2 separate regions of the Mus musculus genome follow, and region 2 is linked to region 1. The links are chromatin contacts, found by POLR2A ChIA-PET in ENCODE. All regions are on one chromosome and are shown on one strand. The core of a region is the stretch at or near the end of the contact, and the rest is flanking DNA. Distances in the headings are between cores, read along the strand shown.

Evidence for each region. ChIA-PET counts read pairs that join two places held with the same protein, here RNA polymerase II (POLR2A).
Region 2: POLR2A ChIA-PET joins it to region 1 with 10 read pairs in embryonic stem cell. The contact joins the promoter of Ddx3x here to the enhancer-like site in region 1. POLR2A ChIA-PET finds 5 or more read pairs at or near these places in 4 of 5 experiments (Patski and embryonic stem cell).

The regions. Positions count from the first base shown.
Region 1 is chrX:13,206,256-13,209,750 of GRCm38, reverse strand. No RefSeq gene overlaps it. Among named protein-coding and RNA genes, the nearest start is that of 2010308F09Rik, 40 kb to the left of the region's middle. Within about 2 kb of position 1,695, at least 1 of the 3 ENCODE cell types and tissues checked has a DNase peak (open chromatin) inside an H3K27ac peak, as active enhancers do.
Region 2 is chrX:13,279,105-13,282,599 of GRCm38, reverse strand. It overlaps Ddx3x (DEAD box helicase 3, X-linked), which reads right to left and starts at 1,578. Exons shown (of 17, transcript NM_010028.3): 1 at 1,443-1,578. The coding sequence starts at 1,487.

The DNA.
Region 1 (3,495 bases), core at 446-2,945:
TGGATGGTTGTGAGCCACCATGTGGTTGCTGGGATTTGAACTCTGGACCTTTGGAAGAGCAGTCGGGTGCTCTTACCCACTGAGCCATCTCACCAGCCCAAGACCAATTTCTTATGCTCTGCTCTGCTTCTGTAACCCTGCCTGTTTGCCTGTCGTATCCCCCATTTGGAAAGCCCCTACCCCTAAGCTATAAAAACATTATCTCCCTCACATCCAAGGCTGACTCCTTGAATTCCACCTTAGAGGAGGCAACCCATGTATACACATGAATTAAAAAAAAAAAAAAAGAGCTTGCAGGTTTGCAGTGGACTATGGTGGCCCCCACCTTTAATACTAGCACCCCGGTGGCAGAGACAGACAGCTCTCTGAGTTCGAGGCCAGCCTGGTCTACAGAGTGAGTTCAAAGACAGTCAGGACTGTTACAGAGAAAAACTCTTGTGTGAGTGGAGGCGGGGGTAGGGCAGGGGGTAAGCTTGCTTTAATTAATTTGACCATGATGATTTGGGCTGGTGCTCTCTATTCAAATCCTTGATGTCAACACCATTCCCACAGCCCTCTTTTCTTTGAATCTTTTGAGATGAGGTCTCACTGTGGCTGGGTGATTTGCCTCCATGTCTGTGTGCCACCTGCATGCAGATCTTGAGGAGGTCAGAAGAGGGCAGTGGATCCCCTGGAACTGGAGTTACAGATAATTGGGAGCCCACCATATGGGGACCAGGAATTGAACCCATGTCCTTTGGAGGAGCCATTAGTACTGTAAAGCACTGAGGCATCTCTCTCAGTCTCATAACTAATAGCTGGGATAACTTTTCACAGACCCTCTTTTGGCTCTGAATACTTGAAACACTGTTTCTCTTCCACCACCTACTTTCCAACTGCTGTGGCTCAGGGTGGCGTTACCAGGTGGGCAGGCAGATTATTCCTGGAAAGCATTCCTGTCCTAAGATGGCCAGTAATTCCTATATATGGAAATATAATGGTCCATTAAAGTCATTCCAACTGTATCGCCAACTCGAGTTCTCAGGATCCAGAAGTCCCTTAGCCTGTGGGAATGGGACAAAGGGAGAGTCATAGTGGGGGAGATAGCAGAGTTCTGTTTTTAAACTGGGATAGTTCAGGCTGGCATAGAACTCACAGGGAATCCCCTGTCTGTGCCCCTGTAGTGGCAGGATTACAGATATACACCAGCCACCACTTAACCAATTAAGCTCATATCATCCCCTTTCTCCAATTTTACACACATGTATGGTATGACAGTTACGTTCATTTTGGGGGATTCCAGCAAACAAGGAGCCCGATGCTTGAGCCTTAGTTCCGGCTTCGTGCTCTGGATATGTAAAAGGGTTAGGTGCTTTTTGAGTTCTGATTAACAAAGGGCAAAAAAATCGGGGGTTGGGGGACGCAGCAGAATCTAAGATGTCGTGGGTACAAAGCACTTGGATCTGCGCAACCGCCACAGTTCCCTTCCCCCACTTCCCAAGCCATTGAGCAGACGTCTCCAACCCCTCGTGGTTCATGCCACCCTGCGGCCACTAGAGGGCAGCAGAGCCTAACGTCAAGCGAGGTCTGGCACAAGAGCTGGTTTTCCAAGGGGATTTCCGAACCACACTCCCTTAGACTTCCGGTGACACCACCCATCTTTGGCAACAAAAAGTGTGCCGGCTTGGCCAGGCAGAGAGCCGCGGAGTCCTGACAGATGCTGTTCTGTTAAAGATCAGGTTGCTGGAACAGTGTGGCTTCCTCGCCACCCCTATGGACAAAGGTCCACGTGGCTGTGGGGCCAGGCCCTTAAAGGAAGTAGCACAGAGCTGGCAGGTGTCACAGCCTCTGTGTATCCATAACTAATCCTCGTCACCACTGAACCCACACAGAAACATTGTGAGACCAGAGACTCCTATGGAGATCAGGAAGAGACCCTTGCCCCAGGCCTTTGGTAGGGACTCTTAACAGAAGTAAGACCCCAGGGCGAACAAGTTGCTGTTGGCTGGGACAGGGGAGCTGCGTGAGTAGATGATGTGGGGTCAGGGCTGGAGGCATCTTACTTGTGACCAGGTGGGACCACGCCCCAGGGTGGGCACACCATCCCAGACTGCAGGTCCGATACTTCTGCCAACAGCTGGTTTCTGTGGCCGGTACTGGTTGTGGCCCAGCCTGCCTTCAGCGCCTCAGGGCCAGCAGCTTTATGATCACCAGCTGCCAAATGCCACGGGCATACCATTTAAAAGCCAGCCCCCCCCCCCCATCGCGGCCTACTCTTTCACCCTGTCTCTCTGTCTCTTGTTGTCTGGGCTAGCCCATCTCTTCCCACCCAAATAAATTCCTTTCGGGAGATCTATTGTATGATGGTATGATGGTGTAATCTTTGGGACACACTTTAGTAACCCCAACCCGCCAAGGGATTCTGCTGGTTAACCCTTACTCTGGTGATACGGGATCTAATGGGGACTCTTCGGCCATGCACTCTGCAACTGAGACACAGCCCCAGCTCTCTGAGCTGGATTATTTTGTTGTTGTTGTTGTTACTGTTTTTATTTTTATTTGTGTATGTGGGCACATAAGTACTATGTCCTAAGAGGCCACAGTCATTGTTACCCCTAGATCTAGAGTTATGCTAGTCTCCCCTCACCAAAATGTGCATTTTAAAGGTGGTTACAGGACAGTTCCAGAGATGGCTTGGTGACCTGTTAAGAGCACTGGCTGCTCTTCCAGAGAACCCGGGTTCCATTCCCAGCCCCCACATAACTACTCAAAACCGGCTGTAACTCTAGTCTTAGGGGATCCCATGTCCTCTTCTAACTCCAAGGCCATAGACACAAATGAAACATTCTTACCAAAGAAAAAAGTCATCTAAAAACAAACAAACAAACCCAAAGACTCCTGGGGTGGCAATCCTGTAATCTGTTGTTTGTGGTGCTGTTTGGTTGTGTTTTTCTCTTTTACAGGGTAGGAATGTGGGCCCTTCCCCCAGCCTTGAGTTGGCTAAACAAGTCGCCACCGCTGGAGCCAGGCGTCCTGCCCAAGCGGAAAGAGACTGCCCGCCCGCTGAGCTGCTGAGAGCTTCCTTTGCAACTCAAACCCAGCTGAAACAAAGGGGCTCCGTTTTGTGGTTTTGCCTATAGAAATGCAGAGCTGAAAAATTACAATTTGAGCCATGGTCAGAGAAACTTTGTCTTGGTTTGTTATTTCTCTCCTCCCACTTCTCTCCCATCCTAATTCCATTCCCAGCCCTCCTTCCAGGAATGCCTGGTTCTCCAAGGCCACTGGACGTGTAATCCAGACCTTTCAGGAGCAAACAGTCTCCCACAGCCCAGCTAGAGTCATTTCTTTCTTTCTTTCTTTCTTTCTTTCTTTCTTTCTTTCTTTCTTTAATTTATTTATTTATTTATTTATTTATTTATTTATTTATTTATTTATTAGGTTTTGAGTTTTGTTCTTTGTTCTGTATTGTTGTTGTCTGGTTTTGTTTTGGAGACAGGGAATCAAGTAGCCCAAGAT
Region 2 (3,495 bases), core at 329-2,828, 73 kb before region 1:
TCTTAACGGATGAGCCATCTCTCTAGTCTACGTAGGTTTTTTTTTTTAATCATTTGACATTAATCGAAGCAACAAAGTTGCCAAATGCACTGTTGGTACTCATTACAAACTTGAACCACTCCGAATTCCTAAGCTTTCGAAGTTAAATCCACTACCAACTTATGAAAGGCTCTTGGAAATATAATTTCCAATATAGTTCAACAATAGTATCATTTTAGTATAAGTATCATTTAGAATGGAAAATGTTACCAGTGTCCCTTAAGTTACAATGTGTCACAACATGGAAGATTTACTGTAGCAGGTCATAGGTCAGGCAGAAGGCACCAGACCCTCATCTCCTTGGCCTCTAAATCTAGAAATGGAGTCTCGATTAAGTAATCAGAAACCAGGCCTGACCAATCTCCCAATTTTACTTCGATGGCAGCAACAAGTTATCTGTTGCCATATTCTGGGCATTTTGCCTCTAGAGGATCCCAGAGTGGGCCATCACTCGCAAGGCGCGTGGTCCTCCCTTGCGCCCAGGTAAAGGGCGGGCGTGCCCGGCTCGGGCCGCGCGGTCGTTTCCTGGAGCCTAAGGCTGAGCAAGGGCCGCGCCGGGTGGCTCGCGTCACCGCCAAGCCCGGCGCAAGTGCGCACGCAGCGGCCCTGGCCTCCCTCCCCCTCCTCCCCCCGCCCAATCCGCCCTGAAATTTCTGCGTCACAAAACTTTCCACTCGGGAACCGCGGCCTCCCCTGCCGCGACGCACCGGGCCGGCGGGGCCGAAGCAACCCAGCTGGCTTGCAGGCGAACCCGCTGGCGGGCAGACCCGGGGGGATGGGGATGGGGGTGGGGGGGCGACCGCGCAGCACCGCCGGCCTGCGCCACACAAAGGAGGCCGCCGCCATTAGCCCGCGCAGAGGCCAGCCCCCCTCCCGCGGCGCCCCCTCCCACATTCCAGCGCCGCGGGGCCACTCGGCCAGCCCGCGCGCCGCCGCCAGCTCCCTAATTTCCAAACCACAGCCACTGGGGCCATGGAAGCCCAAAGCCCCGGAAATCCGGGGCCAAAACCATCCACCCGGGCCCCGCCACGCCACGCGGGGCAATCTCCCCCCCCCGACCGCCCCGATCCCCACCTGCGGGTCACTAATCAACCAGGGGACGCGCGTGCGCCCGAATGCGCGCGCCCCCTCCCCCTCCGCTCGCCTGCGCACAGACACAAAAGCCGCCATTGTGCTCGGGCCAGGGACAATACCGCGCACCGAGCCGAGCCGGAGGAATCACCGGCTCTAGCACTCCCCCCGCAAGCATCCAGTCCCTCCAGAGCCCCTAGCCACTGGCCACCCGCCGGCCCGAGCCGTCCAGGGAGACGGGAAGGCAAAAAGCAGAACTTAAAGAGCTGCGCCACAAGGCAGGCTAGGGCAGGGGGCAAAGTGATGCAGCGACCCCCGCGGCTCAGGCTCACCTGCTGGTCCAGCCCGAGCGCATTTTCCACTGCCACATGACTCATCCCTGAAGAGTACCGAGAAATCGGAGTCTTCCGCTGCTGAGCAAAGGCTGCCTCTACCGCAAAGGCCCTCTCACGGGAGAACTGCGGCTTTGAAGCGCACCGCGCGGCCACCGACCTTATATACCGACTCGGAGGACTGCTACGTCAGCACGTAAGACGTGTGCCCTCCTCTCCCGGGCGGCCGGCCACTGCCGTTAGGAGCTCTGCCTGCTTACGGTGCGTTGCTCGGCTGAGTCCCGTGAGATTTCCTAATCAGTCCAGTTACCCGCGTCCTCGTCGGCTCATAAAGAAGCCTTGGGTATATGTGGTTCTGGTTCTCCTGGGTTTGCTATCCCCTGGTCTCCACCGGTCCCCTAATCTTACTGTTTTCTCGAGATCTCGCGAGAAATGATTGCTGACCGTCCTCTAGCCTTAAGGCCCTAAGCTTTAAACTAGGTTGATTGGCTGCTCCTCCCCTGTGTACCCAGTTTTCGTCCTTCTTTCTAGCACTCGTCCCTTCCTCTCCGTCCCCGGGCGTGGAGATGATGCAGTGGGCTTTGTCTGGCCTAACTAATGAGCCCTGGCTCTGCGTGGAGGGCAGTGGGATCACGTGACCGTGGGTGTCCAGCAAGGTGGCCATCTTGTGAAGAAGGGAAACTCGCTTGACTAGTGCTGGGAATGGGAGGGAGGGACGGGAAAACTGCGGGAGGGCGGGGAGGAGAAAGGGGGAAGGGAACTAGAAATGAGAAGCAGAAAGGTGGAAGGCTGCATGGTGACCCGAGTCCATCTGAGCAGGGACTGTAGGGGATGTGCGGGTTGCTGTAGGCTTCAGATCGCCGTTGCCTATAGATAGCATCACTCCCACAGCCCCACTCTGAAGGAACAATAAAACTATCTCACGCGAATCTAGAGCCGGCAATCCAGGACCCTCCCGGGACCCGGAGCCTCTCTCGTTTGTGAAAGAGTCACTTATTGTAGGCCCCTGTGTCCTTCCGCGTGGCATTCCTGGCACCAGCCTGTGGCTGTTGGCACAGTAAGGGACCCCAGGGAGGCGAGAATGTGTGACTGGACACAACCTGTGTCTCCCTGACCGAGATAACTTGCCTCAGGCCTCTCTCTCCACTAGACAGAATATGGAGGAAAAAGGGGTCTGTCATCAAACGGGCCGATTCTGGTGGACCCCGCTTCTAGGCGGACCACCCCCCAAGACTCAGCTTCAAAAACACATACCCTTAAACAACAAAACCAAAAGAATATATTGAGCCCTCAGCTTTTAGGCAATGGCAGCACACAAGTTACCTAAAAGATACTCCTTTCTGACCCTCAGTTTCACAAATAAAACACAGGACTCAGCACCCCCCCCACCTCAACCCCAAACCCAACCCCCCCACCAGGGGCCTTCTGCTGCCAGAATTCAAACAATTACTTCTCATCACATAGTTTACTGTACAAACTCTTCTACTTTTCCAGTTTGTAAAATTGAAACTGAACTTTTAAAGAGATACGGAAACAATAAAACAATCCCTAGGCAAGTTGCTTTTCGGCTTTTGTTCTCAATTTTCCTCCTCTATAAAAGAGACCACTAGACTTCAAACCCCTGTTGTTTTTACTATTCATTTTGTGTAACAATTGAATGTTGCTTTTCAGTTAATGATGGCAGCTACATTTGAAGCCAACCTAGATGATGATGTGGTTTTGTGTCTACATGGGTATCCAGTGGACCAATTCTCTCATATATGGAATTGATCTAGCACGCCTGGCTCTGTTGACCACATACCAGTAGTCCTCAGCAGTATTAGCACCCTCAGATGCACATATTTCCATAGTGCCCCTTTGAAAACCATTAGACCCAAGGATTCCTATCGTCCTGTGGTGGTTTGAAGAATGAGCCAGCGCACGTATGCATGCGCGCTTGCGCACAAGCAGGCGCGTGCGCCCGCGCGAGCGCGCGCACACAGACACACACCCTCCCACTCCCCCATTCAGGTTTGAATACTTGGTCCTGAGTTGCTAGAACTGTCTAGGGAGA